Regions from separate parts of the Homo sapiens genome. Here region 2 is linked to region 1. A link is an interaction called in ENCODE POLR2A ChIA-PET data of the cell type or tissue named here. Cell type or tissue: GM12878. All regions are shown on one strand. Each heading gives the region's core, and the rest is flanking DNA. Links, peaks and the distances in the headings are about the cores only.

Region 1 (7,614 bases), core at 1,236-6,235:
GCTCAAGATTATTTTCACTACGTGGAGATCTATTATTTGTGCTCCTTTTCTCTATCTGTATTCTTATGTTTTTTCAGGAGACCCATCCTTCTCAATTCTTTTATTGCTGTTACCATCATCTTTAGCATCATAATCAACATCATCACTTCAGCTGTTCCCAGAGCCCCCCTACATGGTGCCAGTGGGTACTCTATAACCATTCCTGATAGCACAGCTTCTTAACCCTTTTTCTCTATGCCAAATGATTACATGTTTATCGCCCTGTAAGTATCAATCGTCTTCAAGACTCAAGGTGACCAAAGTTGGTAGAATGAAAGAAGCATTGTTACTGATGCAGGAAACCCAATGCTTTATTTCAAATGTCAAAATACAACTTGCCGTACTGAAAGAGCAGGAAAGCTGGGACTATAGTGGCCACAGTATCAGGGAAGTTGACCCAGCTCTTGCCCATTAGAAATCATAGGAACCATTGAGTGTGAGGATGCTGGATTTCAGAAGGACCTGTTAATTGCTTACACCGTGACCTACCCTAGCTATAATGCACTGTGCAGCAGTGAACTCCTGACTCTAGCTGGGCCAATCTGACTTGCTAATGGCAGCTTAGAATTGAGGCCTGGAAGCACTGGGCCTTGTCCGGTAGGGGCTAGAATTGTGAAGTGATGGCCGGGCATGGTGGCTCACACCTGTAATCCCAGCACTTTGGGAGGCCGAGGCGGGCAGATCACGACGTCAGGAGATCGAGACCATCCTGGCTAACACAGTGAAACCCCATCTCTACTAAAAATACAAAAATTAGCCGGGCGTGGTGGTGGGTGCCTGTAGTCCCAGCTACTCAGGAGGCTGAGGCAGGAGAATGGCGTGAACCCGGGAGGCGGAGCTTGCAGTGAGCCAAGATCGCACCACTGCACTCCAGACTGGGTGACAGAGAAAGACTCTGTCTCAAAAAAAAAAAAAAAAAAAAAAAAGAAGTGATGTAAGGCTAGGGCCAGATGGTCATGCCTGGTGAAGCTCAGAAAGAGAGAATGAAGGAGAACCTCAGAGAAGCAGAGATGAGAGACCCCAAAAAACAAAGAGCAGTCATGGGTCCTGACTCCCACTCCAGCTCCCATCTTTTGGTGGTCTGTACAAAACCCAGTATCTACAAAAACCCTTCTTTCTTTTTTCTGCTTGACTTGAACTAGTTGAGTGGGTTGCTTTTGCAACCAAGAAGTCTTAACTAAGACCTTCCCCTTCTCTACAGAGCTGAAAGATGAACCAGGCAGCTGTGCACAGTTGGAAGGTCAGGGAGAGGGTTGCCAAGAATTTAAAGATATTGTTTCCTTCTCTGTAGGAGATGGTGCTTGTCAGTCTGTGATTTTCTGTGAATCAGATCTCACAATCACAGACATGCCTCTCTGCCCCCACCTCCCCACCGCAGATAAACATAGCAACCGTTGCCAACCTTCAGCCTTCACTCAACTTCATTTCCTCTCTTGCACTTGAGCCTAGAGGAGTCAGAAACAAGCTCAAAGGCTTGTTGATGTGAGTCTGCCAGGCATGGTGGTACACGCCTGTAATCCCAGCTACTCAGGAGGCTGAGGCAGGAGGATCTCTTGAGCCCAGGAGTTCAAGGCTGCAATGAGCTATGATCACGCCACTGCACTCCAGCCTGGGTGACAGAGTGAGAGTCAAAACAAAACAAAATAAAACAAACAAAAAGCCTGGTTAAGGTGAATCTAACTGGGCTTTGGCTTACCTTCTCTTTTTTGGGAGGTAGAAGGTTTTTGGAAGGTAGAAGGATGTATTGCAATGATTCCCCAGCTTCATTCACTAGCACACCACCTTCATGATTTTTGACGTGTCCACATATCAGTTGTACTATTATTTTCTTAATTAGACTTTCTTATTTTCTTATCTTCACCTATGATATTTTTTAATGGAACCATGGCTTTGCAATACATATGATGTTTTTTCAAATATACATTAAAATGCAAAACTATTAAAATAATTTTTTTTTTACCACCTAAGATTATTTTATGTGTACTACCTTAGGAAACAATGTCATGTAGGCTTTGGAATCAGGCAGGCTTGTTCAGGTAATACCTGTATGTCCTTGGGCAAGCCACACTCTCTAACCTCCAATATTGTCATAATAAGTGTGTCTTCCTTAGGATTTTGGTGAGGGCTAGATGGGTCAGTTTGTGTGTGTGTGTCTGTGTGTGTGTTGCGTGTCTGTGTGTGTAGATGTGGGTCTCACTGTGTTGCTCAGGCTGGTCTCAAACTTCTGGGCTCAAATGATCCTCCTGCCTCGGCCTTCCAAGTGCTGGAATCACAGACGTAAGCCACTGCACCCAGCCCTAGATGGGATGATTTAAACACTGTGTTTCAACTGCCTTGCACGTGGGTAACACCTAGTAAGTACTCAGTCACTGTTAACCATTGCTGTTCCTGCATTCTCTATTTCTGCACTTTGTCTGCTTCTCTGTATTTCCTTTCTTTCCTTTTTGGTCTGTTTGCAGCAGGAACCAGCATGGAATGGGTTTGCTTACTGGAGCATATGAAATGTATGTAAAGCCCTCAGGGACCAGGACAGAAAGCTAAGTGTGGTGCCTCTGCGGGGTCCGGGTGTGTATAATAGAATCTAATGATGTGACTTGTTATCCCATCGTGCTTGTGTGGTTGAGATAATAACATTGTTTCTATAGAACCTGCTTTAAAGGGTCAAAGCCCTCATGGACATTATCTAGCTCATCTCTCTTAAGTGTGGACAAGTGTTATCGTCCTCGTTTTTCAGGTGGAGAAATCAAGACCCCAACAGAGGGCTGACCAGGTTACTCAGCAATGCTGTGGCAGAAACACACAAAAGAGTCCGTGGCTTGTGATTCACAGGCCAAGACGCTGCCTTGGCGCAGCACTCCCCGTGTTGACGTGGAAGGTGGTGATGGCAGTGAGCAAAAAAGTGATCCATGCACAGATGCATTTGTGAACGCCGGATGAAACAAAGTTAAAATAGGTGGGTTTTTTTTTTCTGTAGGATTTCTCAGTCTTTCATAAGATAACATGCATGATGATTCTCCGAGGGAGATAGAGCATACATAATTTTCCACATGTGAGCATTAAGTATACCTACTTAGGAACTCTAAAGATAGTGTCCCTCAGAGCACTAGTTTGGGAAATAGCGTCTTAGTTGATCATACTGTCTTGAAAGCCTTCTTCTGATTTCTTTATGTTATAAAAGAAAGCTGCTTTTGGAATGCTAAAACAAAAACAAAAACAAAAACAAATCCCATGTCCGAAATCATTCTACCCCCATATCACCCTAGTCCCACCCTGGGGACTAGGATTTCATTCCTGTATCACTTGTTGCTACACGCCTGGGGAACTGCCTGCCTTTGATCACATACTTACTAATGTGTAATATTTCAACTCTATTTGGTTCTTAAGTTATTTCATTTTATTTTATTTGTGAGATGGAGTTTTGCTCTTGTTGCCCAGGCTGGAGTGCAATGGTGCAATCTTGGCTCATCGCAACCTCCACCTCCCGTGTTCAAGCAATTCTCCTGTCTCAGCCTCCCAAGTAGCTGGGATTACAAGCACACACCGCCACACCCAGCTAATTTTGTATTTTTAGTAGAGACGGGTTTTCTCCATGTTGGTCAGGCTGGTCTTGAACTCCTGACCTCAGGTTATCCGCCTGCCTCGGCCTCCCAAAGTGCTGGGATTACAGGTGTGAGCCACTGCCCCCGGCCAAGTTATTTTTTTAATTCGTAATTTTTCTTTTTTTTTAATTTTGAGGACTTAAAATAATACAAGAAAATAATAACTTCTAATTTTTAAAATGAAAGTGTTGATAGAAAGTTAGTGTTAGGAGAAATGTCATATTATACAGAAAGGACGTGAAGTCCTACAGAGGCCAGGTCACATGGCAGGACAATAGCATACCCACAAATAGAAGAGAAGTATCCTGTCTCTTGGGACAGACTGTTTTTCACTGCTGAAGCGTTCCTTTGCTTTGATTTATAGGTGAGGTGTATTGCTGAGCCATTTCAGCGATCTTGACTCTGTGTTTCTCATTTAGATATTTAATATAAAATACTGTGTGGGAAGAAAAGGAAGTCATGGAAGCATCTGTTTTACAAATACGAAGTAGACACAAAGCTCTCTTTCCACAGAGAGCCCTCCTTTATTATACCAACGTGAGAGGTCAGGACCAATCCCACGTTACAGGCTCACCCTGCTCACACTAGGCTTTTACGTAGCGCAGTGGCCGTGTTAAGGACTGATGAGCAGGTTTCCCCTGCAGCCGAGGTCCCCTTGCTGTAGGAGAAATGAAGCATAGTCAGGGCGGAGGCCCTGAAAAGGAGATGACGTGACAGAGGATTCACACTTTATCACTTTTGTTTTCTGAAGAGGTTTGAGATGGCTTAACATGAAGAACATGCATATCAGAATTGGTGTTTTGTTGTTGTTTGTTTTGTTTTGTTTTTGTTTTTGTTTTTGTTTTTGTTTGAGACAGAGTCTCGCTCTGTTGCCCAGGCTGGAGTGCAGTGGCGCCATCTGGACTCACTGCAACCTCTGCCTCCCGAGTTCAAGCAATTCTCCTGCCTCAGCCTCCCGAGTAGCTGGGATTACAGGCATCTGCCACCACACCTGGCTAATTTTTGTATTTTTAGTAGAGACAGGGTTTCACCATGTTGGCCAGGCTGGTCTCGAACTCCTGACCTCAGGCAATCCACTCACCTCAGCCTCTCAAAGTGCTGGGATTACAGGCATGAGCCACCATGCCCGGCCAATTCCAGGGGACTTTAAAAAAATGTTCACAAAAAACGAAAAAGAATGAGGGTAATATAAGACTCAACACTCTCCATTCAAAATGAACAAATGTTAACACTTAGTCATATGTTCTCTAGACCTTAAAAACAAAAAGAAGGAATGAAACATTACAGATAAAGTTGAAGTCCCTGTATCAATGTGATGGGCTAGCTATGCTACAGTAACAAACATATACTCCCACAGTTTTAGTGGCTTAAGGAAGCAGAGATCCATTTCTCAGTCATGCCTCATGTTCACTGTGGGTCATTTGGAAACTATCATACACTGTCTTCACTCCAGGACCCAGCGGATGAAGTGGACTGAAACACTGAATCTGAAACATTGATGATCACTACAGCAAAGGGAAGAGCTCGGTAAATTGTGCATATCGTTCTTAGATCTTCCACCCAAAAGTAACACTTCCACTTACATGTATTGGCCACGGTAAGTCATGTGGTTGTGCCTAACTTCAAAGAATGTAAGGACATACAATCCTACCATGTACTGGAAGGAAATCCAGAAGATTCCTTTTTTTTTTTTTTTTTTTTTGAGATGGAGCCTTGCTCTGTCTCCAGGGTGGAGTGCAGTGGTGCGACCTCGGCTTACTGCAACCTCCGCCTCCGGGGTTCAAGTGATTCCCCTGCCTCAGCCTCCCGACTAGCTGGGATTACAGGCACACACCGCCACGTCTGGCTAATTTTTTTTTGTATTTTAGTAGACACAGGATTTCACCATGTTGGCCAGGATGGTCTCTATCTCCTGACCTTGTGATCCACCTGCCTCGGCCTCCCAAAGTGCTGGGATTACAGGTGTGAGCCACCACGCCTGGCCAGAAAGGCTCTTAAAGAGGCCTAATGACTATCACAGTCCCAGAACTGCTTCCCTCTCCCGCTAGAAGCAGCCACATGAATGTGACGTGTATCTAGACCCTATTTTATATTTTCACTACAAATACACTGTAATAGAGATGGTATTCATTTGCATATTTTAGAAAATATTTGTTAATGGGATCATCCTTTTATAATGTACAATTTTTAGTCAATAATTTTCAGGACTTATCAATGCTGAATCATATAGATCTAGTTCATTGATTTAAACTGTTATATAGAATTCCACATTAGAAATATACTGTGATTTATTTATCTATTCTCCTACAAATGAACAAACTATTTACAATTTTTTTTTTTTTGGGATGGAGTCTCACCCTGTTGCTCAGGCTGGAGTGCAATGGCGCAATCTTGGCTCACTGCAACCTCCGCCTCCCGGGTTCAAGTGATTCTCCTGCCTCAGCCTCCTGAGTAGCTGGGATTACAGTCACGTGCCACCACGCCTGGCTAATTTTTTTTTTGAGATGGAGTCTCGCTCTGTCACCCAGGCTGGAGTGACACAATTGTGCTGCAGTGGCACAATCTCGGCTCACTGCAAGCTCCGCCTCCTGGGTTCACGCCATTCTCCTGCCTCAGCCTCCCAAGTAGCTGGGACTACAGACGCCCGCCACCACGCCCTGCTACTTTTTTGTATTTTTAGTAGAGATGGGGGTTTCACCAAGTTCGGCAGGATGGTCTTGAACTCCTGACCTTGTGATCCGCTCACCTCGGCCTCCCAAAGTGCTGGGATTACAGGTGTGAGCCACCGCGCCCAGCCGGACTATGGACATTTTCAAGTTTTCTAGATATTGTCAAGTTATTCTCACAAATGACCTTGTCATTTACACTTCTGCCAGATGTGCATGAGAGTTCTCATTTTCATACCTCTTTGCCAACATTTGCTATTGTCAAACATTTTACTTTTGGCCAGTTCCATGGGTGTGAAATTGTATCTTAGTGTTGTTTTTAAATTGTATGTCCCTGGTTGCTAGTGAGTGGAGCCTTTTTTCATATTTGGTCATTGAGTTTCTTTTTCTGCTGCATGGTATTGTTCAAATTCTTTGCCCATTTCTCTGCTGGGCTGTTCATGTTTTTCCTTTTTTTTTTTCTTGAGACGGAGTTTCACTCTTGTTGCCCAGGCTGGAGTGCAATGGCACGATCTTGGCTCACTGCAACCTCTGCCTCCTGGGTTCAAGTGATTCTCCTGCCTCAGCCTCCCAAGTAGCTGGGACTATCACACCTGGCTAATTTTTGTATTTTTTGTAGAGGCGAGGTTTTGCCATGTTGCCCAGGTTGGTCTTAGACTCCTGAGCTCAGGACTGTGCTTAACCCAACACAACATTTTCCAGATCTAGCCATTCAAACATTTCTTGCAATTTAGGCAAGTACAGAATACATCCTCTGTTCATGGAGGGGGTTACTTAGGGATAGAAGGAATATATAAAATGAGTCTACATATTTTTTTATTTCAAATTTTTTTAATTTAAAAAAGTTTTTTTTGTTTTTTTTTTTTTGTTTTATTTTTTGTAGAGACAGGGTCTTGCTATGTTGCCCAGGCTGGTGACAAAATCCTGGGTTCAAGAGTCTATATATATAGACTCATTTTCTATATTCCTTCTATCCCTAAGTAACAGTTATTGTTATCCAAAGATCAGCCGGTCCAAATGCCCTTCTCACAGAGGGCTTCTTTGACCTAGAAGGCAATGGAAGTGTTTAAAATAAGCTGACCAGTTCCTTAAATGAAACTGAATTTATGTTACTCTCTAACAGACCAAGGCTGAGCAGTCAATGGTGCCCTGTGCTCATGAATGGACAGTAGTGTCTTGCAAAGGGACCATGAGCTGAAAAGACATTCTTAAGTGCAAAAATAGTGTGGTAATTATAGGAGTAAGTGGAGAGTCAATTTCTTCTTAAAACATCATCGTTATTAAAATAGACTAAGTGCAGGGGTGTTGGG
Region 2 (7,614 bases), core at 1,767-6,766, 280 kb before region 1:
TTAATTTGATATCCTGCATTTTTCTTTATAGCATTTACTTCTACCAGCCACACTCTAAATTTGTTTACTTGCTTATCATGTCTATCATGTCTCTGTCTCCTGGAATATAAGCTCCAAGCCGGGAACTTGTTTTGTTTCTTGCTCTATTCTCAGTTCCTAGATCAGTACCTTTCACATGGGAGTGGATTAATAAATATTTATTTAATGAAGGATGAATGAACGAATGAATGAGAGGTATTAACACTGTTTACTCTGCTACAGGAGTCCTTGGCTAAAAAGATTGAGAATCAGTAAGCTATAGAACACTCTATGCAAAACGAAAACCACCCATACTTTTCACATGGAAGCATAAGACAGTTTTAACTAAATAAATGAAAACTTTTCTTCAAAAAAAAAAATTACTCTTCTACTTTTGTTTCAGTATTTCATTTACACTCCTTAAATCTAGTAAGAATTAGGCAGCCAGGCACAGTGGCTCATACCTGTAATCCCACCACTCTGGGAGACCAAGGCAGAAGGATTGTTTGAAGCCAAGAGTTCAAGACTATCCTGGGCAACATGGCAAAACGTCATCTCTATAAAAAGTGTAAAAAATTCCAACAGAGTTAAAATGTAAAAGTGAAAAGTATAAAAAAATTAGGCATGGTGGCACATGCCTGTGATCCCAGCTACTCAGGAGGCTGAGGTGGGAGGATGGCTAGAGCCAGGGAGGTAGAAGTTGCAGGAAACTGAGTCATGCCACTGCACTCCAGCCTGGGTGACAGAGCCAGACCCTGCCTCAGGAAAATAAATAAATAGATAGATAAATAAATAAATAAGGCATGCAAACATACTCAAATATCTGTCTTAAAAAATGTCTTCCTTGGGCCAGGTGCAGTGGCTCACGCCTGTAATCCCAGCACTTTGGGAGGCCGAGGCGGGTGGATCACAAGGTCAGGAGATCGAGACCATCCTGCCTAACAAGATGAAACCCTATCTCTACTAAAAATACAAAAAAAAAAAAAATTAGCCAGGCGTGGTGGCGGGCACCTGTAGTCCCAGCTACTCGGGAGGCTGAGGCAGGAGAATGGTGTGAACCTGGGAGCGGAGCTTGCAGTGAGCCGAGATCAGGCCACTGCACTCCAGCCTGGGCGACAGAGCAAGACTCCGTCTCAAAAAAAAAAAAAAAGGAAAGAAAGCGTGGCAGATGGGGCCACCTCTAACTCCTCATTGTGCATTCTCTCGATTCTACTCATGCTTCCAGGAAACTGCTCTTATTAGAATTGGTAAGATAATCTTGTTCCTTACTGGTGGTCACTTCTCCATCTTTATTTTCCCTGCCTCTTGTCAATGTCCTACACAGTAGACCATTTATCTTACTTGAAACATTTTCTTCTCTCTGCTTCTGGAGTAAAATACTGTAGTAGTTTGCTAGGGCTGCCATAACTAAATACTACAGACTGGGTGGCTTTAAGAACAGAAATTTGTTCTAAAGGCTAGAGTCTAAGATCAAGGTGTCAGCAGGTTTGGTTTCTCCTGAGGCATCTCTCCTTGGCTTACAGATGGCCACCTTCTCACATGGCTTCTCACGTGGCTTCTCACATGGCTTTTCCACTGTGTGAGCACATCCCTCTAGTGTCTCTCTCTCTCTCTTTTTTCTTTCTTTTTTAGATACAGGGTCTCACTCTGTCATCCAGGCTGCAGTGCAGTGGATTGATCTTGGCTTACTGCAACCTCTGCCTCCTAGGCTCAACCGAGTCTACTGCTCCAACCTCCCGAGTAGCTGGGATTACAGGTGCATGCCACCAAACCCTGCTAATTTTTTTGTATTTTTAGTAAAGACAGAGTTTCGCTATGTGGGCCATGCTGGTCTCGAACTCCTGGCAACAAGTAATCTACCCACCTCAGCCTCCCAAAGTGCTGGGAATACAGGCATGAGCCACCACCGTGCCCAGCCATAGTGTCTCTCTTTGTGACAAAATTTCCTCCTCCTTTAAGGACACCAGTCAGGTTAGATTAGGGCCCACCCTAATGCTTCATTTCAACATTTCAACTTAATTATGGCTTCAAATGCTCTATTTCCAAATATGGTCACATTCTGAGGTATTGGACATTAGGGGTTCAACACATGAATTTGGGAGGAACATAATTCAGCCCATAACAAGTAACTTCCTGGCTTTCTTCTTTACCTCACTGGCCCTTTTTTTTTTTTTTTTTTTTTTTGAGATGGAGTCTCACTCTGTCACCCAGGCTGGAGTGCAATGGCACTATCTCGGCTCACTGCAACCTCTGCCTCCCAGGTTCAAGCGATTCTCCTGCCTCAGCCTCCCAAGTAGCTGGGATTACAGGCGCCTGCCACCACGCCCAGCTAATTTTTGTACTTTTAGTACGGGGTTTCACCATATTGGCCAGGCTGGTCACTCCTGACCTCAGGTGATCGGCCCGCCTCTGCCTCCCAAAGTGCTGGGATTACAGGTGTGAGCCACTGCACCCGGCCCCTCTTTTTCAATTTTCTTTGCTTATTTCTTCTCTGTCTTGCCTCTATGTGTTGGAGTGCTCAGGACTCAGTGTTGGGGCTCCTTCTCTTTATACTTTACTCTTACCTACTCCCATGGCTTCAGATAGTATCTGTGTACCAATGACTTCTTTATGTATATTTCTAGCTCTGCTCTGCTCTATGTCCTGACTTCTGATTCACATATTAAGTTGACATTTTCATCTGGATGCCTAACAGGTAACATATTAACATATTTGAAACAGAACTTTGGTTGGGTAAGGTGGCTCACATCTATAATCCCAACACTTTGGGAGGCTAAGAAGGGGGGCATCGCTTGAGGTCAAGAGTTCAAGACCAGCCTGGGCAACATAGCAAGACCCTGTCTTTACAAACAACAACAACAACAAAAATAGGGTGTGGTGGCATGTGCCTATAGTCCCAGCTACTCAGAAGGCTGAGGTAGGAGGATTGCTTGAGCCCAGGAGTTTGAGGCTGCAGTTTGCTATGATCGAGTGCAGCTCCAGCCTGGGTGTCAGAACAAGCAAACAAATCCAAGAAAATCAGACCTCTCCATTTCTTCTAAACCTGCTCCTGCCTCTGTCTTTCCTACTTCAGTAAATAACACCAACATTTACTCGGTTACTCAAGTGAAAAACCCAGGTATTATCCTTGATTCCTTTCTTTACCACCATTATCCAAACTATGGTCAAGTCCAACAGTTTGGATCCTCTATAGATTCTCTGTGAACACATTTTCCATATCTGTTATTTTCTTTCCAACTTCACTAAGCTACCATCTCTCAGCTCCTAGCTGGTGCCCCTGCATCCACACATTTCCCTACAATCCATTCTCCGTACAACAACCAGAGTGATGTTTCTATTCAGATCAGGGCATTTCCCTGCTTGAAATCTCGAAAGTGCCCTTGGTCCTTTATGGATGGTCCACCTTATAGGGGTCCCATAAACTTAAACCCCCAAATCTTTACCCTGGCTTATAAGGCCTGTGCCCTCCCTCCCTACATCTTGTACAAATCTCCCTTTGACCCATTACCGAAACTCCTTCCCACCTCTGGACCTTTGTATTTGCTGTGCCCAGTGTTAAAATAATTGAATTTGGAGAACATCAGGCTGAAACAGCTTCAGGGCCATGGGTTTCTCAGTAAGCAAACTAAAGCCCATGTAAAGGGTGAAACTTCAGCTTAACCACCCAGAAGCCAGCAACCAACCCTAACTAGGGACTTTACTGATCAGAAACTTCCAACTCACCTTTAACTAGAGACTTTCCAATGTAACCAATCAAATATGTTGTCTTTGTCTTGCTTCTGAGAACACCTTATGAAGGTTTTGCTCTTGCACATTTCCCTAGTGGAGCACTGGACTTCTTGGATTCTGGTGCCCCCTGATTCATGAACCACTGTCTGCTGAAATACACTTTTGAAAATTTAAATGTACGAAGTTTATCTCAACATCCGCCAGAACTGCTCTTCCCCCAGCCTTAGCCATGATTGGCTTTTTCTTGTCACGCAGTTATCGACATAAAGTCATTGTCGAACATCTCATTTAACGTCACCATAACCTGTGACCTGCTATTTTATTGTAAGCTCCGTGACAGTATAGACTTTATCTCCTTCATTCACAAATGTATTCTTAGTGCTTAGAACAATGCTCACTCCTGATAGGGGCTAATAAATATGCATTAAGTGAATAAAATTATAGATTTAACCATAATAAGGTAGTATAGCTAAGAGGCACTGCAATCAGCCTTGGATTTGAGAGTCCCTAACCTTGCCAATTACTTCACATCTCTAAAATGCAGTTTTCTAACTGTGAAATAGAGATGATACTAGTGCCGGTTCTTAGAATCCTTTTGAGAACTAAATGAGATAATGCATAGGAAGCCCTCAGCACTCGGTTGAGTAAACAGTTAATCTTAGCATTATTCTTACTTTTTTAGAACTCTCCTGTGAAAGTATTAAGTCATATGCCTAAATGCACCTTTCTCTGGTGGGCGGAGTGACAGCGCCTGGATCAGTAGTACAGCTGCTATCACACAATAGCCAAGGACAGGAAACAGAAAGAATACTTTATCCCCTGAGGATCGCAGGGGAATTCAAAGACACACAATGTTATGACTAAATTTGGAAGCTGGCCGAGTTACTAATACCACCATAGGGTGCTTGAGGAAAATGCCCCCAACCTCCTCAAGCCAGCCTCCATCCTAGCTGAGTGCCCCACCCACCGCCACTTGTAGAAGGGCCTCTGAATCGCCACACGCACCCTGCAGGACCCAGATCCTTCCCATTTCAGCCTGTGTTCCACGTGAAGCACACCATAGGCTGCCAGACACTTCATTGCCTGGCCCAGACCATCAGTATTCTGTGGCCAGCAGCATTTTCCAAAAATGGCTGTAACAACAGCACTGGTTCTGCATGTTCTTCTTTCACATGACTTCAACAGTCTCCCAGTGAGAGGTGAGGCTATGTTTTCTTCTCAGGCTAGGTCATAAAAGGCAATGCAGGCTGGGTGGGCACAGTGGCTCATGCCTGTAATCCCAGCACAATGGAAGGCCAAGGCGGGTGGATCACTTGAGGTCAGGAGTTCGAGACCAGCCTGGCCAACATGGTGAAACCCCGTCTCTACTAAAAATACAAAAATTAACCGGGTATGGTGGCGAGCGCTTATAATCCCAGCTACTTGGGAGGCTGAGGCAGGAGAATGGCTTGAACCCAGGAGGCCGAGTTTGCAGTGAGCCAAGATCTGGCCATTGCACTCCAGCCTGGGCGACAAAAGCGAAACCCTGTCTCAAAAAATAAAATAAAATAGAAGGCAATACAGCTTTCTGACATTCTCCCGGAATGCTCACTCTTAGAACTCAGTCATGCACCCTGAGAAATCCCGTCTGCGGAGAGGCCCACATGGAGAGGAGCCCCATGTTCCTCCCAGCCCCGGAGCCCCCTTACCTCTGGGCTGGGAGCAGCACCTCCTTGCTGGCCACGCGAGTGAGCCATCCTGAAGAACAGATCCTGCAGCCCCCAGTCAAGCCACTGGCTCTTGCCACAGGTGCAGGGGCGAGACCGCCCTGGTGAGCACTGCCCACAACGAGATTCAGCAAAACAAATGATGATTCCATCTCCAGAAAAATATTCCTGGTAACAAAGTAGGAAATTAATATGCGTAAAGCCCATTTTGGCTAATGCCTAAGCCAAATGGCAATTCTTTTTTTGTTTTTTATTATTTATTTATTTTTGAGATAGGGCCTCACTCTATTGCCCAGGCTGGAGTGCAGTGGCGCGATCTCCACTCACTGCAACCTCCGCCTCCTGGGCTCAAGTGATTCTTGTGCTTCAGCCTCCAAAGTAGCTGGGACCACAGGTGTGTGCCACCACAGCCAGCTAAAATTGTTTTGTATTTTTAGCAGAGATGGGTTCTCACTATGTTGCCCAGGATGATCTCGAACTCCTGGACTCAAGTGATTGACCCGCCTTGGCCTCCCAAACTGCTGAGATTACAGGCATGAGCCACCGTGCCCATACAAAATGACAATTCTTTTTTTTTTTTTTTTTTTTTTTTGAGACGAAGTTTTACTCTTGTTGCCTAGGCTGGAGCGCAATGGCATGATCTTGGGTCACTGCAACCTCCTCCGCCTCCCGGGCTTAAGCGATTCTCCTGCCTCAGCCTCCCGAGTAGTTGGGATTACAGGCGCCCACCACCACGCCCAGCTAATTGTTTTTTTGTATTTTTAGTAGAGACGGGGTTTCACCATGTTGGCCAGGCTAGTCTCGAACTCCTGACCTCAGATGATCCACCTGCCTCGGCCTCCCAAAGTGCTGGGAATATAGGCATGAGCCACTGCACCCAGCCTCAAAATGGTAATTCTTAATAAGTGAAAATTTTATTTCCTTCTTTTCTTATTTGGCTTTTTTAAACAACTGAAATCTGAAGGTAGTTGGCCCAGATAAGGACTTTTGTCTGCATGGAATTTTTATGCTTCTCTCCTTTTATCAGGTGGGTTCATTGTAAGGTGTGGAAGTGAAAAAGAATGCAATTAACATTACAGAAACATCTATTAAATGTCAGATATTGTGTGCTTTATATCTCATCTAATAACTATAATCTTATAACTCATCTAATCTTCCCACAACTCTAACTAGTAGATGTTATTTATTCTCACTTTAAGAATATGGAAATGGGGCCAGGCGCGGTGGCTCACGCCTGTAATCCCAGCACTTTGGGAGGCCGAGGTAGGCAGATAACCTGAGGTCAGGAGTTCAAGACCAGCCTGGCCAACATGGTGAAACCCTGTCTCTACTAAAAATACAAAAATTAGCCAGGTGTGGTGGCGGGTGCCTATAATCCCAGCTACTTGGGAGGCTGAGGCAGGAAGATCGCTTGAGCCCGGGAGACGGAGGTTGCAGTGAGCCAATATCACACCACTGCACTCCAGCCTGAGTCAAGCAGCAAGATTCTGTCTCAAAACAAAACAAAACAGAATGTGTTTAGCTATAAGTAACAGAAAACCCAATCAACAGTGTTTTCATCCATAAGGATATTTACTGTTAACAAAAGGATTAGAAATAAGAGATTCCAGAATTTGCACTGTGGTTCCTATCAGGAGTAGCTATACAATTTGTGGGGCCCAATGCAAAATAATAAAACAGGGCCCCTTGTTAAAAATGATTAATAACTTATAGCAGCATAGAACATTGAACCAAGCACAGGGTTGTTCTAAGTGCTGAGGCCTATACGACAGGTTCAGAGGCTGAACCTGGTTCTAACGACGTCAGAATTATGGGTTGGCTTCTGAAATTTTCTTGTCCCTGCTTATTGCGTTGGAAGATGGCTGTCGTAGTGCTAAACAGAAGAGGATGAACAAAAAAGTTCCCAGAAGACTTCCACTTGCATTCTATTGGCCAGAGCTGAGTCATGTGGCTGCCCCTTGTTCAAGGGAGTATAGGAAGGGGAGTAGCAGGCAAAGGGAAGTAAATTGCTACAATGAACTTAGATCAATCCAGATTTAAGCTCTACAGAAGAGTACATTGGGCTGGGCAGCCAACATGGTGAAACCCTCTCTCTACTAAAAATGCAAAAATTAGCCGGGCATGGTGGCGCATGCCTGTAATCCCAGCTACTAGGGAGGCT

What was found. Peaks named below come from ENCODE experiments on the same cell type or tissue, not always from the same donor. Only the 100,000 strongest peaks of a DNase experiment are listed, where the experiment ranks them.
Region 2: POLR2A ChIA-PET joins it to region 1 with 5 read pairs; 3 of 35 experiments call an interaction of 5 or more read pairs at or near these places.

Annotation. Positions count from the first base shown.
Region 1 is chr12:679,373-686,986 of GRCh38, reverse strand. It overlaps LINC02455 (long intergenic non-protein coding RNA 2455), which reads left to right. Exons shown (of 4, transcript NR_187480.1): 2 at 2,774-2,992; 3 at 5,092-5,235. Among named protein-coding and RNA genes, the nearest start is that of NINJ2, 20 kb to the right of the region's middle. RefSeq lists enhancers at 1,183-1,272, 1,543-1,662, 4,239-4,468. In GM12878, for the core only: no CTCF peak of the experiment used is centred there; DNase peaks (open chromatin) are centred at 1,416, 4,276 and 5,100; H3K4me3 peaks cover 1,092 bases; H3K27ac peaks cover 2,769 bases.
Region 2 is chr12:955,898-963,511 of GRCh38, reverse strand. It overlaps a transcript of RAD52 not described here. Among named protein-coding and RNA genes, the nearest start is that of RAD52, 10 kb to the right of the region's middle. RefSeq lists enhancers at 4,248-4,747, 4,748-5,249 and a silencer at 4,807-5,006. In GM12878, for the core only: no CTCF peak of the experiment used is centred there; a DNase peak (open chromatin) is centred at 4,551.